Regions from separate parts of the Homo sapiens genome. Here region 1 is linked to region 2. The links are chromatin contacts, found by POLR2A ChIA-PET in ENCODE. All regions are on one chromosome and are shown on one strand. Each heading gives the region's core, a stretch centred on a gene start or an enhancer-like site at or near the end of the contact. The rest is flanking DNA. Distances are from core to core; before and after follow the strand shown. Region 1 holds the start of LAMTOR4 (late endosomal/lysosomal adaptor, MAPK and MTOR activator 4). Region 2 holds the start of TBL2 (transducin beta like 2).

Region 1 (4,030 bases), core at 522-3,021, about 27 Mb before region 2:
ATGACGCCTCCTTCTGCCCATCTTCACATCACTAACAACAATATTGCTCAACCACCTCACTGGGTCTTGTTTCTGTTTTAAAAAACCTTTCAAACTGTATTACCTTCAAGAATAAGTTCAAGTGTGTTAACCTGGCCTTGAAGATCCTTCACAATTACATCCTCCCTGACCATATCCTCCTCTCTTCCCTCAAACCTTCCCAAATCTTTTCAGCATAAACTTACCATCAGTTCAGATAGGTTAGTGCCACACACCTGCAAATAAGTCCTCCCCCACTGTAAATACTCTCCTTTAAGGTGGGCTGAATTCCTACCTCCCGGAAAGTTAGTTACCTTGTCATAACATGTTGAATTTTTAATATCCTGGATTCCCTCAATAGTCTTTACCACCTGTATTGTTTTCAACCCTTAACCTTAAGCTTTGTCTCTACCTAAGTCAAAAACATCTGGAGACTTAACACTATACAGTACTATGGAACAAAATACAAATGCCTCTTTAAGAAATACCAAATAAAGGCCAGACGTGGTGGCTCACGCCTGTAATCTAGAGACCTAACACCATACAGTACTATGGAACAAAATACAAATGCCTTTTTAAGAAATACCAAATAAAGGCCAGGCATGTTGGCTCACGCCTGTAATCCCAGCACTTTGGGAGGCTGAGGCAGGTGGATCACCTGAGGTCAGGAGTTTGAGACCAGCCTGGCTAACACGGTGAAACCCCGTTTCTACTAAAAATACAAAAAATTAGCAGAGCATGGTGGCACGTGCCTATAATCCCAGCTACTCGGGAGGCTGAGGCAGGAGAATCGCTTGAACCCCGGAGGCGGAGGTTGCAGTGAGCCGAGGTCGCACCACTGCACTCCAGCTTGGGCAACAAGAACGAAACTCAGTCTCAAAAACTATAAATAAATAAATCGCAGCCGTTAGGAGACTAAGATTCCACAGACTGATTACTGAAAGTAATTGCAAAAACTGCAAATACTTTTGTACCAACCTAATAGATGCCAGGCAGGAAACCAGATAAAAGCCGAGAAAAGAAGGGCCAATATTAGAAGGGGTTACCGGGCTGTGTGCACTAAGGGACCCCCTCCCTTTCCCAGAACGCACCGCCAGCACTGCACCTTCACTCAGTACCAGGTAGCCGAGCTGGTCTGGGATTCGCTCCAGCCCCTGGGTCAGCGCAGAAGTCTAGTGGGTAAAGATGCAAGTCGTGAGAAGCATGCTAGAGGGATGGACGGCCCGATACCCTTCACCTGCAAACCCAAGTCTCTGGGTTGACGATGGCCCCAGGTTTTCTCATTCCCCAGCCAGGTCCCTTCCCGGCCCCCTCCCCCCTACATGGTCCTCAATACTGATCTTCCCGAGCCTCCATCTGCCCCCACTCTCGCCCCCGGGCTCCCCTGGCCTTCCACATCCCACCTTTGCTACCCCAAGGGGCCTTTGCTGCCCCACTGGCCCCTGCCCCCAGACCCTCTCTTCACCTCCCTTCGTCTCCGCCCGACCTGCAGACTACCCGCAGCCCCAGAACACCCTCCCACAGACCCCTCCCCAGCATTCTCGTCGCCATCCCTCCCATTTCCATCCCCTCTTCCTCCCCGAGCGGATAGGAGGTGAGGGTGGAGCGCAGGCCCACCAGGGGGAAACCACACAGACTGGGGAGCAGAGACGCTGAACCCCCGGCGGGTCCTCTCGCGCATGCGTCCTCACTCACCATCGCAGTCTTCGGTGCTGGGGGAGCTCCCTACCAGATAGGTAGCTTCCGGCTTCAGGCCCCGGTCACGTGCTTGCAGCCGCTGCGCTCCTCCTTCTGCTTGCGCCACTGGCCTTTAGCCCCGCCTCTAGCATGAGGATTGGACAGTGGCCACGTCGTCAGACCCAACCAGCCAGTGCGAAGCGCTGTTTCCCGGAGGCGCACGTTGATTGGTGATATCCCCTCTTTAACACCCATCTCCCCGCCCCTCAGTGCCTGAGCGAGAGGAAGACGCGGGAGCGTCCGAGGAGGGGAGGATCTGGGAGGGGCGGGAGTAGGCCGGGGTTGACCGTTTGGTCCTGGGCGCACTGTCTGGAGCCAGAGTTCCGCCTGAGCCAGGATGCCCGCTGGTGTGACCCCCCCAAATGAATCCCTTCCCAGGTTTAAGACTGGACCCAAAAACTAGAGAATAAAAGGAAATAACGTGCAATGCATGTGAAAAACTATTCAAGGCTGGGCGCCGTGGCTCACGCCTGTAATCTCAGCGCTTTGCGAGGCCGAGGACGGATCATTTCAGGGCAAGAGTTCGAGACGAGCCTGAGCAACATAGCGAGACCCTCCCCAGTCCCCCCGCTCCAACCACCTCTACAAAAAAATAAGAAAATAAGCCGGGCATGGTGCCTCACGCCAGTAATTCCAGCTACTAGGGAGGCTGATGGAGGAGAATCTCTTGAGCTCAGCAGTTGCAGAGTGCAGTGAGCTATTATGGTGCCACTGCACTCCAGCCTGGGTGCCCTTCCTCTAAAAAAAAAAGAAAAGAAAAGGAAAAAAAAGGTACTCAAATGCTACTTTTTTTTTTTTTTGAGTCGGAGTCTCACTCGGTCGCCCAGGTTGCAGTGCAATGGCGCGATCTCTGGCTCAATACAACTTCCGCCTCCCGTGTTCAAGCAATTCTCCTGCCTCAGCCTCGCGAGTAGCTGGGATTACAGGCGCCCACCACCACGCCCGGCTATTTTTGTGTTTTTAGTAGAGATAGGGTTTCACCATATTGGCCAGGCTGGTCTCAAACTCCTGACCTCGTGATCCGCCCGCCTCGGCCTCCCAAAGTGCTGGGATTACAGGCTTGAGCCACCGCGTCCGGCCCTCAAATGCTACTTTTGTGCCTACTCAAGACAGCTCTTTGTTGAAGACAAGAATTTGTTCCCGAAGTGGTTTTTTTGTCCCCAGATTCAGTCCGGGACAATGTGGTGGTAAATAGAATCCCCAGCTAGCCAATGCAGCTGCAATACTGAATATTCATTCCCTACAGGAAAAAATTAGAAACAGTACCTTGGAATGATACACACACACACACACACACACACACACACACACATCACACAATATATGTAAACATTAGAAATTTTTGTTTTAAATAATTTCTAAACCTGTTGCCATATTAATGTGGTGGAGGCTGTGTTAGTGAAATAATATGAAGAATGATTCTAGAAGCCTGGGCAACATAGCAAGACCCCATCTCTAAAAATTTAAAAATTAACCAGGCATGATACTGCACATGTAGTCCCAGCTACCCGGGAGGCTGAGGTGGGAGAATCGCTTGAGCCCAGGAGGTTGAGGCTGCAGTGAGCCATGATCATGCTACTGCACTCAAGACTGGGTAAAAGAGCAAGATTGTCTCAAAAAGCAACAAAAAAATCTGAATATAATAACAATTGTTAAAGTCTGGGTGTCTTTTAAGACTTGTTAGAAACAGCAATTTCAAGGCTGGGCGTGGTAGCTCACACCTGTAATCCCAGCACTTTGGGAGACCAAGGCGGGTGGATCACCTGAAGTCAGGAGTTCGAGACCTGCCTGGCCAACATGGTGAAACCTCATCACTACTAAAAATACAAAACAAACAAACAAAAAAAAAAAAAACTAGGTGGGTGTGGTGGTGCATGCCTGTAATCCCAGCTACTGGGGAGGCTGAGGCAGGAGAATCCTTGAATCCAGGAGGCGAAGGTTGCAATGAGCTGAGATTGTGCCATTGCACTCCAACCTGGGCAACAAGAATGAAACTCCGTCTCAAAAGAAAAAAAAAAGATTTTGATGTAATAAATTATGGTGGCAGTATTCTTGATATTTAACCATCTTTGTGTTTCTGGAATAAAATCTGCTGGAACAAATTATACTACCCATTTGTTTTACTGCTTTATTTAGAATTTTTAAAATCTATTATGATAAATGAGATTGGGCTGTAGTTTCTTTTTGGTATATTCTTTATCTGCTTTTGGTAGAAAGAGCAGGTTGCCAGATAAAATGAATCAGAGAGTTTCCTATCTTTTTTATCTATGGTCTG
Region 2 (3,918 bases), core at 20-2,519:
TAATCTCCCAGCTCGGCATGGTGGCTCACGCCTGTAATCCCAGCACTTTGGGAGGCCGAAGCAGGTGGATCACCTGAGGTCAGGAGTTCGAGACCAGCCTGGCCAACATGGCAAAACCCCCGTCTCTATAAAAAACACAAAAAGTAGCAGGGCATGGTGGCACGCGCCTGTAATCCCAGCTACTCTGGAGGCTGAGGCAGGAGAATCTCTTGCACCCGGGAGACGGAGGTTGCAGTGAGCCGAGACGCGTCACTGCACTCCAACCTGGGCAACCGTCTCAAAAGTAAATACATAAATAAATAAATAAAATAAGTTTTCTATTAAAAATTCTCCCTTTTAACTTTCGACTTGCCAGGCCAGCCCCAAATCCAGGCCCTCGTCACCTCCCTCTCGGATCCTTGAAGCCACTGCCGGTTTTCTGATTTTGGTCTTTTCACACAAAGGTCCATCCAGGGAATCCTCAGACACAGCTTTTGCCCCACCTCTCCCTGTAATGAGCAGCTTGTTGGATGGAGCCAGCGCTCAACGTCCCCCAGACCTTTCCGCCCCTCTAGCCATTTCCCACATCCCAGCTTCTCAGGTCTTTGCGGAGGCTGTTCCACTCCACGCGCCTGGCCTACTCTTCCTTAAAAGCCCATCTGAACTTTCGCTGATGCTGAGTTTCCTATCCGTTAAATGGTAATAATAATCCCCGCCCCGCTTCCTTGAAAGGATCCAGTGTGGTGATGGCTGGAATAATGCCTTTAATAAACAATTATCAGTGAGTTCTTCAGGAGGAGGCGTGAGCAGTGATCGCAAATCCCGCCTTCCTCCGCCCTCCGCAGCCCTGCAATCTCAACCGCCAGGCGACCCGCCCCTCGAAACGCACCAAGGGTCGAGCCCTGCCCCTCGAGATGTTCTACTTCCAGGCCCCGCCCCTCGAGACACTCTACCTCCGGGTTCTGCCCCTCGAGACGCTCTAACAACCCAGCCCCGCCCCTCGAGACGCGCTAACTCCAGACTCTGCCTCTCGAGGCGCTCTAATAACTAGGCTCGGCGGGTGGAGATGCTCTAACTCCAGGCCCCGCCCCTCGAGCGCCACAACAGCCGGGCCCCACCCCTTGAGGTGCTTTAACGGCCAGGCCCCGCCCTGAAGGCGTTGTAACAACCAGGCTCCGCCCCCAGGCGCTCTAACGGCCAGGCCCAGCCGCTTGAGGCTCCCCAACGGCCAGGCCGCGCCCCCGCGTGCGTGCGCGGCCCGGCAGAGCCGTGCGGGCGCCCGCGTACTCACTAGCTGAGGTGGCAGTGGTTCCACCAACATGGAGCTCTCGCAGATGTCGGAGCTCATGGGGCTGTCGGTGTTGCTTGGGCTGCTGGCCCTGATGGCGACGGCGGCGGTAGCGCGGGGGTGGCTGCGCGCGGGGGAGGAGAGGAGCGGCCGGCCCGCCTGTAAGTGGGGCCGGGTCGGGTGGGGGCGGCCCGCGGTGTCCCGGCTCCCGGCCTCCTCGTGGTCCGACCTGCGGTTTGGGCCCGCGGCTGGTGGGGCCCGGCGACTCCATGGGCCTCAGTTTCTCCTCTGGTAACGTGAGCTTCGCTTCCAGAGACGGGGACCCGCCTTGCCGGGTTAGGCGCACCTCCTGGGGCGGGACTGGCTCCAACCTGGGCCCCTTACTGCGGCTTTCTCTGTGGCCGAGGCCAGGCCGTCCCCGGGGTGGCCAGGAGAGCACCGTAAACTCTTCAGCCTGCTCCGTGGCCGCGATCTCGGAAAAAGCACCAATTCTGTGATGTGCAGCAGCATTTACTGGGCATCTATGACCCTGTGATAGGCTTTGGGGTCTTTTTCTGTAAGGAGTCCAGTAAAGGAGAAGTACATCTGTATTATGAACACCTAAATATGTAAGTGAAAAACACGGTGAAATAAGTTTCACTGAGGCCAGGCGAAGTGGCTCACGCCTGTATTCCCAGCACTTTGGGAGGCCGAGGCAGGGAGATCGCTTGAGCCCAGGAGTTTGGGACCAGCCTGAGCAACATAGCAAGACCCCATCTCTACGCAAAATTAGCTGGGTGTGGTTGTGCACGCCCCTGTAGTCCCAGCTCCATGGGAGGCCGAGGCAGGAGGGTGTCGTGAGTCCAGGAATTCAAGGCTGCAGTGAGTTGTGATAGATCGCGCCACTGTACTTCAGCCTGGGTGACGGCAAGAGCCTGTCTCTGAAAAGTTTCATAGAAGAGGTTAGTACTAGAAATGGGAAACACCAGAGAGTCAGTGGGCAGCCCTGCTCTTTTTATTTATTTTTCAGACAGAGTTTCGCTCTTCTTGCCCAGGCTGGAGTGCAGTGGCACAATCTTGGCTCGTTGCAACTTCCGCCTGCCAGGTTCAAGCGATTCTTCTGCCTCTGCCTCCCGAGTAGCTGGGACTACAGGCACACACCACCACGCCTGGCTAATTTTTGTATATTTAGTAGACGGGGTTTCGCCACGTTGGTCAGGCTGGTCTCGAACGCCTGATCTCAGGTGATCCACTCGTCCTGGCCTCCAAAAGTGCTGAGATTACAGGCGTGAACCACTGTGCCCGGCCAGCCCTGCATTTTTTTTTTTTTTTTTTTTGCAGGGGGACGGAGTTTTGCTCTGTCGCCCAATCTGGAGTCTAGTGGCGGGATCTCGGCTCACTGCAAGCTCCGCCTCTGGGTTCACGCCATTCTCCTGCCTCAGCCTCCTGAGTAGCTGGGACTACAGGCGTCCGACACCACACCCGGCTAATTTTTTGTATTTTTTGAGTAGAGACGGGGTTTCACTGTGTTAGCCAGGATGGTCTCAATCTCCTAACCTCTTGTGATCCACCTGCCTCGGCCTCCCAAAGTGCTGGGATTACAGGCGTGAGCCACCCTGCCTGGCCGAGTCCTGTTCTTTTATGGGGGAGGTGGTTGTTAGGGAAATCATTACTGAGAATAGGGGGCACATGAGGTAGTGTGGGGTCTCAAAGGATGGTTCTAGAAGAAGAGTTTGCCAGAAGGCCAAGGAAAAAAGACATTCCTGCCAATGGCAATACCCGAGAAGGCAAGGAGTCCCCAAACAGCATTTGGTATGACTTAAGTGTGAGGAGGGGGGCTTGTTAGACATGCCTGGAGAGAAGGAAGCAGAGGACAGATTGTGGCTGTGTTTGTTTGCAGGGCCCAGGAGCTTTTTTCCTGTTGGAATTGGGGAGCATCTGCAGTCATTTACCACATGCCAGCTTTGTGACTCAATTAAGTATCTTTTACAAAAGTGACTGGCTCCACTCCCCCGCACAGGACTCAACAGATGTTGACTTCTCATCCCCGAGTTCTTTCAGGTACTGGAGTGCAGTGGTGCGATCTTGGCTTACTGCAACCTCTACCTCCTGGGTTCAAGTGATTCTCCTGCCTCAGCCTCCTGAGTAGCTGGGATTACAGGCGCCTGCCACCACGCCCGGCTAATTTTTGTATTTTTAGTAGAGACGGGGTTTCACCATGTTGGCCAGACTGGTGGAACTCCTGGGCATCAAGATGATCCAGCTGCCGGGCCGGGCATGGTGACTCACGCCTGTAATCCCAGCACTTTGGGAGGCCGAAGCGGGCAGGTCACAAGGTCAGGAGATCGAGACTGAGGCAACAGAGCGAGACTCTGTATCAAACAAAAAAAAAAAATGATCCAGCAGCTGCCTCAGCCTCCCAAAGCGCTGGGATTACAGGCATGAGCCACCGCACCCGGCCTCCATAGAGCCTTTAATGCTTGTGTTCGGTACTTTTGCTTGTCACTTTGTAGATATCTCATCCAATTCAATCTCCCTTATTTTTATTTATTTATTTATTTATTTATTTTGAGACAGAATCTCACTCTGTCGCCTAGGCTGGAATACAGTGGCACGATCACTGCATTTGAACTCCTGGGCTCAAGCAATTTTCCCTCCTCAGCCTCCGAATA

Evidence for each region. ChIA-PET counts read pairs that join two places held with the same protein, here RNA polymerase II (POLR2A).
Region 1: POLR2A ChIA-PET joins it to region 2 with 11 read pairs in activated CD4-positive, alpha-beta T cell. The contact joins the promoter of LAMTOR4 here to the promoter of TBL2 in region 2. POLR2A ChIA-PET finds 5 or more read pairs at or near these places in 2 of 52 experiments (A673 and activated CD4-positive, alpha-beta T cell).

Annotation. Positions count from the first base shown.
Region 1 is chr7:100,146,659-100,150,688 of GRCh38, reverse strand. LAMTOR4 (late endosomal/lysosomal adaptor, MAPK and MTOR activator 4) reads right to left here and starts at 1,771. Exons shown (of 4, transcript NM_001008395.4): 1 at 1,714-1,771; 2 at 1,110-1,190. The coding sequence starts at 1,716. RefSeq lists silencers at 1,202-1,291, 1,302-1,391 and enhancers at 931-1,543, 1,692-1,801, 2,072-2,131, 2,156-2,768.
Region 2 is chr7:73,575,930-73,579,847 of GRCh38, reverse strand. TBL2 (transducin beta like 2) reads left to right here and starts at 1,269. Exons shown (of 7, transcript NM_012453.4): 1 at 1,269-1,428. The coding sequence starts at 1,299. RefSeq lists an enhancer at 618-687 and a silencer at 1,018-1,657.